Regions from separate parts of the Homo sapiens genome. Here region 1 is linked to region 2. Evidence: chromatin contacts called from ENCODE Hi-C data. All regions are on one chromosome and are shown on one strand. Each heading gives the region's core, a stretch centred on a gene start or an enhancer-like site at or near the end of the contact. The rest is flanking DNA. Distances are from core to core; before and after follow the strand shown. Region 1 holds the start of POT1 (protection of telomeres 1). Region 2 has its middle 41 kb from the start of FAM3C.

The links. Hi-C counts contacts between places; a loop is a spot of excess contacts on that map. Pooled maps may share reads with other maps.
Region 1: a loop to region 2 is called in a pooled map, with 8 times the contacts of the local background. The contact joins the promoter of POT1 here to the enhancer-like site in region 2. A Hi-C loop is called at or near these places in 3 of 50 pooled maps.

The regions. Positions count from the first base shown.
Region 1 is chr7:124,928,187-124,934,694 of GRCh38, forward strand. It overlaps POT1 (protection of telomeres 1), which reads right to left and starts at 1,639. Exons shown (of 19, transcript NM_015450.3): 1 at 1,608-1,639; 2 at 629-813. POT1-AS1 (POT1 antisense RNA 1) reads left to right here and starts at 1,687. Exons shown (of 8, transcript NR_125719.1): 1 at 1,687-1,830. RefSeq lists enhancers at 1,575-1,874, 1,629-1,923.
Region 2 is chr7:121,434,238-121,440,809 of GRCh38, forward strand. No RefSeq gene overlaps it. Among named protein-coding and RNA genes, the nearest start is that of FAM3C, 41 kb to the left of the region's middle. RefSeq lists an enhancer at 4,198-4,492. Within about 2 kb of position 3,859, at least 21 of the 41 ENCODE cell types and tissues checked have a DNase peak (open chromatin) inside an H3K27ac peak, as active enhancers do.

The sequences.
Region 1 (6,508 bases), core at 389-2,888, 3.5 Mb after region 2:
ACTCTCACCTAAATTACTGTAATTGCCTCTTAACTAAACATCTTTCCTCTAATCTTGCATTCGCCAATATATTCTCTACCTAGGAGCAAAGTTTTTTGAACTCAAAGTAAATCATGTCTTTCTCCTGCTAAAACCTACTAAAGACTTCCCATAGCTTTTAGAGTAATATCCAAATTCCTCAACATGCACATAAGGACTGCTTTTTACCTCAAAGGAAGGTACAGCACAGTCTGTTATCCCGTAAGTTCCAGCTCAACTTTCGTGATCTGTCAGAACCAAAAGCTCTCTCATGTTCACACATCACAATGCTAATATCACACCTATTAATTTTAATTGGAGATCAGGTGATTGATCTGTCAGACCCCACAGAAATGTGATTATCTTTAGTTCCGGGACTATATTTATTCATCTTTGTACCTCAGAAACTTACTCCAATGTTTCACACACGAATTTGATAATTGTTCGCTAAATAAGTACTGAATAAGAATAACTTATTGAAATATTCAATCTCAAATGTTATGACAAAGATAAAAACCATACCTAAACCAGTTCTCATAAATAAACTCAACACTTAAAAACTGCATTCCTTTTAGTAGGAAAAAGCATTCTGAGTTATAGAAATTCTTACCTGAATATATTTCTTGCTATAATTGTAACCTGGCTGTAGGGATCCGAAATCTACTTTATGTAATTTACTCAGCGGCTGAACTTCAGGCACCCCATTGACTTCCTTTATTAATTCAAGTGGCATATCAGTTCTGCTTCACACTGATGTCCAAAGCAAATTCAACTAGGGAATCTGACAACTTGCTGCTGAAAATACAAAACCAGTGTTTTACCCAAAATGAAGTCAATAATTTGCTTTAAGTCTCTTTGACTTAGTTATGCTTTTCCTTATTATAGTTAACACGGTTCGGGGTTGGGGGGTGACAGGAGGATGGATTATTTTACAATTTTATTGCAAAGATCAATACAAAACATTCTTCCAAGGAACTGAAACTTAACCATTTTCTACTTAGCTGCGTAAAGTACCTCCAAAAAGCCAGTTTTAAGATCTGTAACGTCACTAACAAACGCTTTTAACATTGTGCTTTAAAATGTAAAATTTATTGGGGAAGAGGGAGGCTGAAAAATCGTGTTTTTTTTTAACCCCCACGGGAGCTGTAATATTGTATAGACAAACTGTGCACCAAAAGCATCGTACTCCAACATGTTTCTGTGGCCCCCTCCCTTCACCCGCTAAATAAATGAAGAAACAAAAATTACTGAACTGAGATTAACTTCTGCATCGTAGGCTCAACCTTATTTCACAGACCTCTTGACGGGGACACTCACTAGTGTCGATATCTAATTTTAATGTTTGCGCACCAACCTTCCCCCAAGCCACCTGAGCTCTGTGAGGGCGGGGACTTGGACTTAACTCCTGTCTGCTTCTCCCAAAACACCAAGAAAGATGCTGAACACAGCAGGCTCGAGATAAACACTCGTAAGAAAGCGTTTCTCTGCGATAATTACATCAAATTTTGATCTAAACTAATTCAATCCCGGGCCCGTTACGTCTGGCACCCACTCAAATGAACACACCAAACCTTACAAATTTCACTCACCCGTACTCTAGAAAGAACCCTAGGAAGAGTTTAGGCGGGCGCGCAGGTGACGTCACACGCACGCTGACGGTTCAGCTCCACGCATGCGTGCAGGATCCCTGGGCATAGTCGCTTGTTCTCCGCCCGCGGTGGACCAGCTGCGTAACGGTTCACACACTGATGGCGCCTGGAGGTTTGGCGAAATACTGACAGGATGCGACGTCAACGGGAGCGCAGGGCCAAGGTACAGGCCCCGCCCAGTCCGGTCACATCCCCCGGAATTCTCGCAGCTCCCCTTAGCTCCGCCCCCAGTGACTTTCCAGCTTTCGTGGCGGGAGGCAAGCTTAGGGGAAGCGGGCGGGTCCGCTGGGCGGGATTTGAGCTTCCCTTTGGTAGATTCGAAGCTCCTGTAGGCAGAGCCTTTCTTTTAATGTCCAGTTCTCTTCCTCCAAGAAATAGGCACCTACTGCAGTCTTTACAAGGAAGCATTTACAAGGATAACAATGTTATTTGGGAGTTTTTATAGTAATTTCGGGCATTGGCATAATGCCACCATTGAGTCTTGCTATTTACAGACAGATTTGATTAACCTTGTCATTGTTTTATAGGGCCATGATTTTGTGGTATAATTAATATTTATTATAATTTATTTTATAGGTTTATTATAGTTTATTTAATATTTATTATAACTTATAATTGATAAATATTATAATTTATCATTTATAATGATAAATTGTTAAACATGAATTCTCTGCTAATTCCAGATATATGCCTTCAATCATTTAAGTGAAATCATCCTAGTGTGAAACTAAATGTAATAAAGAATTACATGAATATTTCCAAGGCTAATTTGAACTAAAATATCTTCTTTATATACATATTTGCAGGAGGATATAGCTAACTTTTTTTTTTTTTTTGAGACGGAATCTCGCTCTGTCACCAGGCTGGAGTGCAATGGCGCAATCTCGGCTAACTGCAACCCCCACCTCCCGGGTTCAAGCAATTCTTCTGCCTCAGCCTCCCTAGTAGCTGGGATTACAGGCGCAGGCCACCATGCCTGGCTAATTTTTGTATTTGTTTAGTAGAGACGGGGTTTCCCATTTTGGCCAGGCTGGTCTCGAACTCCTGACCTTGTGATCCGCCCACCTTGGCCTCCCAAAGTGCTGGGATTACAGACATGAGCCACTGTGCCCAGCCAGCTATGTTTGAAGTGCCTTTTTAATCAACAGGAAGCATTCAGTATTAGCCCATCTCCTGTTTCCCCTCCCCATCCCTGTAGTTATATCCCACGCAGAAGCCGGGGTGACAAGTGCATGAACTCAGGAGCTGTCCATTTGAGGAAAACTATAGGGAAGGTTTAGATGCTATCCTCCTTCCATCTCTGGCTGCATCCGGCTGAGAAATACTATTCCTCCTTTTTATGTGAAGCCCTCCACATGGGCTTTGGACCCTGACCAATTTCATCTCCCTTCCATCATCATCAATATATTTTCTCTTAATGTATTTTAAGCTTTCCTTCTTTTATTCATTCTTTCCCGTCACCATTTAAACACATTCTCCCAGGCTCTTGCTCTGTCGCCCAGGCTGAAGTGCAGTGGCGAGATCATAGCTCGCTGCAGCCTGGAACTCCTGGGCTCAAGCTATCCTCTGGCCTCAGCCTTCTAAGTAGCTGGGACTACAGGCACAGGCCACCACACCCGGCTAATTTTTTAAAAAAATTTTGTGGAGACGAGTTCTCACTATGTTGCCCAGTCAGTCTCACACTCCTCTGTGGGTACTAAATATTTGTTGAATGAACAAATGCTGAGGAAAACTGTTTATCTTACTTCTGACTTCCACCCCTCCATCCCACCCCTGCCCCCCACCACCCCATTACACTTAAACTGCCCTTAGAAAAACCACTGAAGAACTCTTTATTGCTAACCCAAAAGGACATTTTTAGTCTCATATTTTTGAAAACATTCTTTGTGCTACAACATGGTCCTAGTTTTCCTCTTACCTTCTACCAACTGAATCTTTTAAAATTTCTCATAATCTGTTTAGCCTGTAAGTATCCATGTTCTGTAGAATGTGATGAAGATGTCTAATAGAGGTATACGTAAGTCCTTTTATTTTGTTAAAGTGGTTGTTCTCAGTTCCTGTGGGACACAACACTTCCTACACGTTCAAGTAACTTCCAATCTTATTTCTTCTGCATAATCTCCCAATTAGTGGCAGAGGCTCCAGAGCCTGTAATGCTTTCCCTCACATTAGCAATTAATTTCCACAAATGAAGAAAATTGCTCATGAATATACAGTACAATTTAAGATAATAAGAGAGGAAAAAAAGAGATTGAATCAACTGAATAAGGCAATGAAGACATATTAATGCCAAAACAATCCATTACTATTGTTCTATGCCTGTTGAAGCAGCATAAAAAAGCTACTCTAAGGCTAACAATTAATGTAATTGTTATTAGAAGTTATGACTTTTAAAGGTTCAATGAAAAAAGTTTTTATATAAAATCTGCAATGTAAAAATGTTCATTTTAAGAAAAGTTAAAATTAAATTTTCATTAATAAATAATGAAGACTAAAAGCAAAATGGGTAATTTTTAAGTGATGTATAAATATAAGGATTCAGTATAGTTATCATAAATAAATCAAACGTGAAAGAAATTAGTCTGCAAATTTCTGACACATCTTCCCTCTCATAGCATTTTCATATTATCCTTTACTATTTACTTGTTAATGTCTACATGTAAAATTGAATTGCCTAACATGTCCAGCACTTCAAATTCATTTCCTTTGCATTAATTGTGGGGTGATTAACCCATTCCTGTTTGCAGTCCATCTGTCCTGCAAGCTGTTATCATCAGGTTGCATCTCTAGAGCCTGACAATATCATCTTCTTACTCCTGAGATTTTCTAGGAATAATAGCTAGGCTACATTAGTTGGAGTTCATTTCCTTGTGTCTAATATTCTTTCTGCCCAATCCTAATGAACATCTAAATGGATTTGTAAAATCCTATTTCAATAAAGCATCAAATTTTTATATTGTTATGTAGCTGAGCCAGGAGATAAATCAAACATAATTTTTTCTCAAATGTATGTTTAAGTTACAAATTTAAATGGTAAAGCATGTAATCACTCAGTGCATACTAGGAAGCAAAATAAAGATATTTTTAAAACATAATATTAGGTACCACAAATTGAGAAAACATTATTATCCATTGAAGAGGTCTCTCAAAAGCTTTTGTACTTTAATAATAAATCTTTTTAATTTATTATTTAAAATATCCTAGGCCAGGCACAGTGGCTCACACCTGTAATCCCAGCACTTTGGGACGCCGAACCAGGCAGATCACAAGATCAGGAGTTCGAGACCAACCTGGCCAACATAGTGAAAACCTGTCTCTACAGAAAATACAAAAAATTAGCCAGGTGTGGTGGCGGGCACCTGTAATCCCAGCTACTCGGGAGGCTGAGACAGGACAATCACTTGAACCCAGGAGGTGGAGGTTGCAGTGAGCTGAGATCACACCATTGCACTCCAGCCCGGGAAACAGTGCGAGACTCCGTCTCAAAAAAAAAAAAAAAAAATCCTCATCAGTTAAAAAATTGTCTTTCCTTCAGTTGCTACTCATTTTAAGAATTGTTGGGCCAGGTATGGTGGCTCTCGCCTATAATCCCAGCACTTTGGGAGACCGAGGCGGGTGGATTACCTGAGGTCAGGAGTTCAAGACCAGCCTGGCCAACATGGTGAATCCCCATCTCTACTAAAAATACGAAAAAAATTAGCTGGGCCTGGTGGCACACCCCTGTAATCCCAGCTACTCTGGAGGCTGAGGCAGGAAAATTGGTTGAGCCCAGGAGGCAGAGGTTACTGTGAGTCGAGATCGTGCCACTGCACTCCAGCCTGGCCGACAGAGCAAGATTCTGTCTCAAAAAAAAAAAAAAAAAGAATTGTCCAAGGAAAAAAATAACCTATATTCAAATTTTAATTATAAACTATAAGTAGGTCAATATATTATACTGTATTGATCCATATGAATGAATTACAAATACGAACTTTCTCTTGTTGAAAGACTATAAGAAATGTATGACTTCCCAAAAAATATAAATAAATGTTTCCTCATATAACTCATGTATAACATTTTCTCTTTCTTTCTTTCTTTCTTTCTTTTTTTTTTTTTTTGAGACAGGGTCTTACTCTGTTGCCCTGGCTGGCATACAGTAGGAAGATCCTAGCTCTCACTGTATCCTCGGTCTCCCAGACTCAAGCGATCCTCCCACTTCAGCCTCTTGAGTAGCTGGGACTATAGGCAGGCAACACTGTGCTCCGCTAATTATTTTTAGCAGACGTGAAGTCTCACTGTGCTTCCCAGGCTGGTCACAAACTTCGGGTTCAAGTGACCCTCCCACCTTGGCCTCCCAAAATGCTGGGATTACAGACGTGAGCCACCATTTCTGATAACATGTTTTTAATATGTTTAAAAAAAGGCAATATGTAAACTTAATGAATATTCAGGGAACATTTACCAAGTATCTGAAATTGAGCAGGGCCATCTAACAATAAGTTAAACACAACCAGGCATGGCCCTGGCTGATTTGGATCTTGCAGTGGAGACAGAATATCTTTTTAAAATTCAGATAAACCAATGCAAAATTTCGATTATGATGTGAGATACAGAGAATAGTCATGGTGCTAGGAAAGTATATAATGGAAGAAGCTGACCTAGATAGAAAGGTCACATTAGGTCTTCCTGAGAAGTAAGAATTAAGCAGAGATGAAAATACAGCAATATAATCAAGGCAAATTTTAGTTACCTGTAGTACATTTCAGTCCTATAAAAATATATGGCTTCAAGCTTAAAAAACTATGGGCTAATCAAAACATATATTTTTTTCTTAAATACTCTCTAAACCCTGTATTCAGCCT
Region 2 (6,572 bases), core at 2,609-5,108:
GAAGCAGCAGTGGAGAAAGCCAGCCATGGTAGCAGCCCTTTATAGAAGACAATGGTGTCCAGTTCTGCAGAATGTCGGGGTACAGGACATCTGGTCTAGTGGAGAGGGAAGTATTGTAGACCATGCTGCCCAGTCTGAGGACAAACTCCAGTTTCATAAAGAGGGCCCTGATAGGATGAAGTGAATTCAAGGACATGGAAGGCTTGGGGATCTCTCTGAAGTTAGAATGCTTGTTTCAGAGGGTGAGAAAAAGGGCAGGTGAATCAGAGAGAAATTTGATATAGAGCAGGTAAGGAGCACATGGTTGAATCTCAGAGAAATAGCAATGCCTATTAAAAGTGAGATCTGGGTTGGGTGTGGTGGCTCACACCTGTAATCCCAGCACTTTGGGAGGCCAAGGCAGGCGGATCACTTGAGGTCGGGAGTTTGAGACCAGCTTGACCAAGAAACCCCATCTCTACTGAAAATACAAAATTTGCCAGGTGTGGTGGTGCATGCCTGTAATCCCAGCTACTCAGGAGGCTGAGGAAGGAGAATCACTTGAACCCAGGAGGCAGAGGTTGCAGTGAGCCAAGGTTGCACCATTGCACTCCAGCCTGGGCAACAGGAGTGAAACTCCATCTCAAAAAAAAAAAAAGAGAGAGAGAGAGAGGAGAGATCTGGTATATACTATCCTGGTGTGTAGATGGTGTTAAATAGAAATGCATAGAAGTTAAGGCAACAAACTCGGTAAATATGGCATCAAAGCAGTTTAGTAATAAGAACACTGAAGTGGCTGAGGCCATTGCTCATGGAGAAACAAATTATAAGCTAAAAGTGTGAGTGTGATGAATATGGAGATAAGATCTGCAGAATATGGGGAAAATTGCATTGTCCTTAAGGCAGTGTGTATGCATGTGTGTGTGAGTGTGAGAGTGTGTATGTATGTGTGTGTGAGAGAGACAGAGACAAAGGGAGAAAGAGGATAATAAAGAATTGTACAATAAAAGAAAGAACAGTCAACAGAGACTGTACAATGAGAGACAAAAGAGTCAACAGGCAACCAAAATAAATAAATAAATAAATAAATAAATAAATAAATAAATAAAACAAGAAAACGAGGAAGAAAATTACTACTCATCTCTCTTCAAATCAAGTATAGGAAGATAATAGACCAACAGGTTATTGTTAGAGAGAAAAAGTGTTTTTACCAACATGAATGGGAAGAGACATTAAAGGACATAATAGCAGCACCTACCATAATGTTTAATAAACAAAGCACTCGAGATAAGTTTTGTTGAATCCAAATTACACATGTTTACTGTTTGCCTTTTCCTGAATACTTTCACATATATCTGCTTTAATCTTGTGGGTTTTAAAAATAGATTATCTTAATCTGTCCCGAAGTTACTTTACAGAGAAGTTGGGGTCAATCCAGCAGAGGATGTCTGGTGTCAAGATTTCCAAGAATTTGCAACCTGGACATGGATTCCCATTCAAAATCACAGAAACAAGCACTCTTTTCTCAAAAGGTATAACCAAGATTCAAATGCTGGGAAGATCAATAACTAATTTCAAATTTAAATGACCAACGGTAGCACTGCTGGGCCAAGAATTGGGTAGAGCATGGACCAGCGATGAAGAGCAATTAAGGAAAAAGTGAGGACAAATGATCATTTCATGATGTAAACATATATAAAACATCACATTGTACCCCATAAAAATAATATATGCAATTATTATTTGTCAATTAAAAAGAAAAGAAAAAGGAGGGTTCATGGAAGCAGTCTTGGTGAAACTTCAGCCATTTCCATTAATTCATGGTGTGGGTGGGCTGGTCTAGTTTTAAGAACTAACAATGGGACAAGGTGAAATTTGCACTTGGGCCTTCATCTAATAAGTTGTAATTGATGTTTAGGTCTCTTGTTATAAATCTTCAGTTGAGATAAAGGTCTTAACTGAAAGGGAGTCTGTCTACAGTGAAAGAATGTTTTTACAATTTATTCGTTCAATTGTTCCTAAATTCCTGATTTTCAGGTTCACCCTTTCCTTTAATCCAAATAATTAGCTGGTGACATAATCCATGTGTTATTGGAAAGAAAGCACACTCCCTTTCCACTGCCATACTTCCATGTCTTCCTGTTCTCCTGTTACTCATAATTCCTGCTCCTCTTCATTATTAACTCCTATTTATGCTCTGGATTCCTGCAGCTGTCACCTTTGCCCTGCACATGGCCACTGCTCTCCTACCTGCATTCAGCAAAGCACCACTAACACTGGGCTCTTAGGCAGGTAATAGATACCTGCCTAAGGTTTGAGAATAATAGAGACATAGGAAAATTCATTCATCCCATTTAGTAAATAGTTTTTAACACCTATCATTGATACAGCTCCAATGAGTGGAGGAACAACAGGTTCTTCGTCTGGAGTCGAATTAGATAAAACGACATGGACAGACATGGAGTGGTTTTAAGGAGCGGAGAGTTTAATAGGCAAGAAAGAAGGAAGAAGGCAGAAGGAAGAAGCTCCCCCGTACAGAGAGGGAGCCGTGCTCCAAAGTAGAGAGAGGGAACCAACCCCAAGTGCGATGGATACCAGCCAGATATATGCAGAGGCTGGAGGAAGCGGTGTCTGATTTGCATAGGACTCAGGGGATTGGTTTGACCAGGCATGTCATTCATGTAACCCATGAAAAAGCTGGCCCTCCCACCCTAATATGCAAATGAAGGGCGCCATGATGTTCTACACACGTGGGGATATGTGGGGGTGGCCATGTTACCAGGAACATGTGGGGCAAGGTCAAGAAGACCCTGGGAATCACTATGTTTGGGTGGACCCAGTTTCTAATGGCCTGTTTTTGCATATCAAAGGTTGCCAGCCTGGCTCTAAGAGCAGGGGCTTTACAGGAAACTTTTCTGGAGATGCTTTTTAAAAAAATGAAAACTTCCCAAGGACCCCTTTTCCTCTCTATCTGCCTAAAATAATTTCTTAATAACTCCTATCACATCGTCTAGACATTTTTCTAGGTGCTGGGCACAAAGCATTGAACAATAAGGATAAAATCCTTGTCTTCATATTGCTTACATTTTATTTGGATCACAGACAGTAAGTAATTTTAAAAACTATATTAAGGTTGCAATTAACTTTCTTTGTTAGACAAATAGTGCCAATATGATCTTAAGAATCTAGAAAAAATTAGAACTTGGCTTCTTTAAATGACTGCTTAATGGGTTGCTTATTATTTCCCACACCCCTGTGTTTCTCTGAAGAACAAAAGATAGAGGAACGAAATGAAGGGGAGAAAGGTGATACAATAAGGATTCCTAAAGACAACAGGCCAGGCCAGGTGCAGTGGCTCATGCTTGTAATCTCAGCACTTTGGGAGGCTCAGACAGGAGGATTGCTTGAGCCCAGGTATTTGAGACCAGCCTGGGCAACATAGCAAGACTTCGTCTCGACTAAAAAAATGATAAAAATTAGTCAGGCATGGTGGTGTCCACCTGTAGTCCTAGCTTCTCAGGAGGTTGAGGTATGAGGATTGCTTGAACTCAAGAGTTGGAGGCTGCAGTAGTGAGCTATAACCGTGCCATTGCACTCCAGTGAGACCTCGTCTTAGGAAAAAAAAAAAAAAAAACCCGAAAGGGAACAAGACAACTCCAAGTGGCTCTAAAGAAGGCACCTTCACAGAATTCTGAAGAGGGAGTCTGTCTTGGGGCACATTATTCCAGATTTTTATCTCCTCAAATGGATGATCTGATATATGAAGTCACCCCCCTTATCATATCAGCTGGAACCTTCCTCCAGGGTGCAGATCCTTTCCTTTTTATTTATATGAAGAGCCTCCCTACATATTTGCACTCATGCCTTCCACATTGATAAATGGCTTTCACTTAGTGCTATGACAACTCTTCTCTGGAACTCTCTCAGTTCTCAACTCATGATTAATAGTTTCAGTTAACATTCTTTCCTTTACTTATCTTAGTAATTTACAGAGATGAACTTGCTCTCTCTGTTGTAACAAGTACAAGTATACGTAGCTTCACATTTTATACATTCCATTAGAAAATGGTGCAGAAAAGGAGGATCTCTGACCAGATAAAAGAGAGGGTCTCTGGTCTCTGACTAGATAAAGATAGTTCCCCTAATCCTTCTTGACCACAGATATTACTTTTGGTCAGCATCCAAAATCTTTTTAATAAGAAGGTAAGCAGTCTGTCCGTTCTCAGATCTCAAACTCCATGCTGGGAGAACCACTACTCTCTTCAAAGCTGTCACATAGGGACATTTAAGTCTGCAGAGGTTTCTGCGTCTTTTGTTCGGGTATGCCCTGCCCCCAGAGGTGGAGTCTACTAAGGCAGGCAGGCCTCCTTGAGCTGCGGTGGGCTCCACCCAGTTCGAGCTTCCCAGCTGCTTTGTTTACCAGCTCAAGCCTCAGCAATGGCAGGCGCCCCTCCCCCACCCTCGCTGCCGCCTTGCAGTTCCATCTCAGTCTGCTGTGCTAGCAATGAGCGAGGCTTCGTGGGTGTGGGACCCATGCCCTCTCTGACCTCTCCTATTCAACATAGTGTTGGAAGTTCTGGCCAGGGCAATCAGGCAGGAGAAAGAAATAAAGATATTCAATTAGGAAAAGAGGAAGTCAAATTGTCCCTGTTTGCAGATGACATGATTGTATATTTAGAAAACCCCATCGTTTCAGTCCAAAATCTCCTTAAGCTGATAAGCAACTTAGGCAAAGTCTCAGGATACACAATCAATGTGGAAAAATCACAAGCATTCTTATACACCAATAACAGACAGAGAGCCAAATCATGAGTGAACTCCCATTCACAATTGCTTCAAAGAGAATATAATACTTAGGAATCCAACTTACAAGGGATGTGAAGGAACTCTTCAAGGAGAACTGCAAACCACTGCTCAACGAAATAAAAGAGGATACAGGCAAATGGAAGAACATTCCCTGCTCATGGATAGGAAGAATCAATAGCATGAAAATGGCCATACTGCCCAAGGTAATTTATAGATTCGATGCCATCCCCATCAAGCTACCAAAGACTTTCTTCACAGAATTGGAAAAAACTACTTTAAAGTTCATATGAAACCAAAAAAGAGCCCGCATTGTGAAGACAATCCTAAGCCAAAAGAACAAAGCTGGAGGCATCACGCTACCTGACTTCAAACTATACTACAAGGCTACAGTTACCAAAACAGCATGGTACTGGTACCAAAACAGAGATATAGACCAATGGAACAGAACAGAACCCTCAGAAATAATACCACACATCTACAACCATCTGATCTTTGACAAACCTGAAAAAAACAAGCAATGGGGAAAGGATTCCCTATTTAATAAATGGTGCTGGGAAAACTGGCTAGCCATGTGTAGAAAGCTGAAACTGGATCCCTTCCTTACACCTTATACAAAAATTAATTCGAGGTGGATTAAAGACTTAAATGTTAGACCTAAAACCATAAAAACCCTAGAAGAAAACCTAGGCAATACCATTCAGGACATAGGCATAGGCAAGAACTTCATGTCTAAAACACCAAAAGCAATGGCAACAAAATCCAAAATTGACAAGTGGGATCTAATTAAACTAAAGAGCTTCTGCACAGCAAAAGAAACTACCATCAGAGTGAACAGGCGATCTACAGAATGGGAGAAAATTTTTGCAATCTACTCATCTGACAAAGGACTAATATCCAGAATCTACAAAGAACTCAAACAAACTTACAAGAAAAAAACAACCCCATCAAAAAGTGGGTGAAGTATATGAACAGACACTTCTCAAAAGAAGACATTTACACAGCCAACAGACACTTGAAAAAATGCTCATCATCACTGGCCATCAGAGAAATGCAAATCAAAACCACAATGAGATACCGTCTCACACCATTAGAATGGCGATCATTAAAAAGTCAGGAAACAGGTGCTGGAGAGGATGTGGAGAAATAGGAACACTTTTACACTGTTGGTGGGACTGTAAACTAGTTCAACCATTGTGGAAGACAGCATGGCGATTCCTCAAGAATCTAGAACTAGAAATACCATTTGACCCAGCAATCCCATTACTGGGTATATACCCAAAGGATTATAACTCATGCTGCTATCAAGACACATGCACACGTATGTTTATTGTGGCACTATTCACAATAGCAAAGACCTGGAACCAACCCAAAAGTCCATCAGTGATAGACTGGATTAAGAAAATGTGGCACATACACACCATGGAATACTATGTAGCTATAAAAAATGATGAGTTCATGTCCTTTGTAGGGACATGGATGAAGCTGGAAACCATCATTCTCAGCAAACTGTCGCAAGGACAAAAAACCAAACACCGCATGTTCTCACTCATAGGTGGGAATGGAACAATGAGAACACTTGGACACAGGAAGGGGAACATCACACACTGGGGCCTGTCGTGGGATGGGGGGAGGGGGGAGGGATATCATTAGGAGATATACCTAATGTAAATGACGAATTAATGGGTGCAGCACACCAACATGGCACATGTATACATATGTAACAAACCTGCACATTGTGCACATGTACCCTAGAACTTAAAGTATAATAATAAAAAATTAAAAAAAAA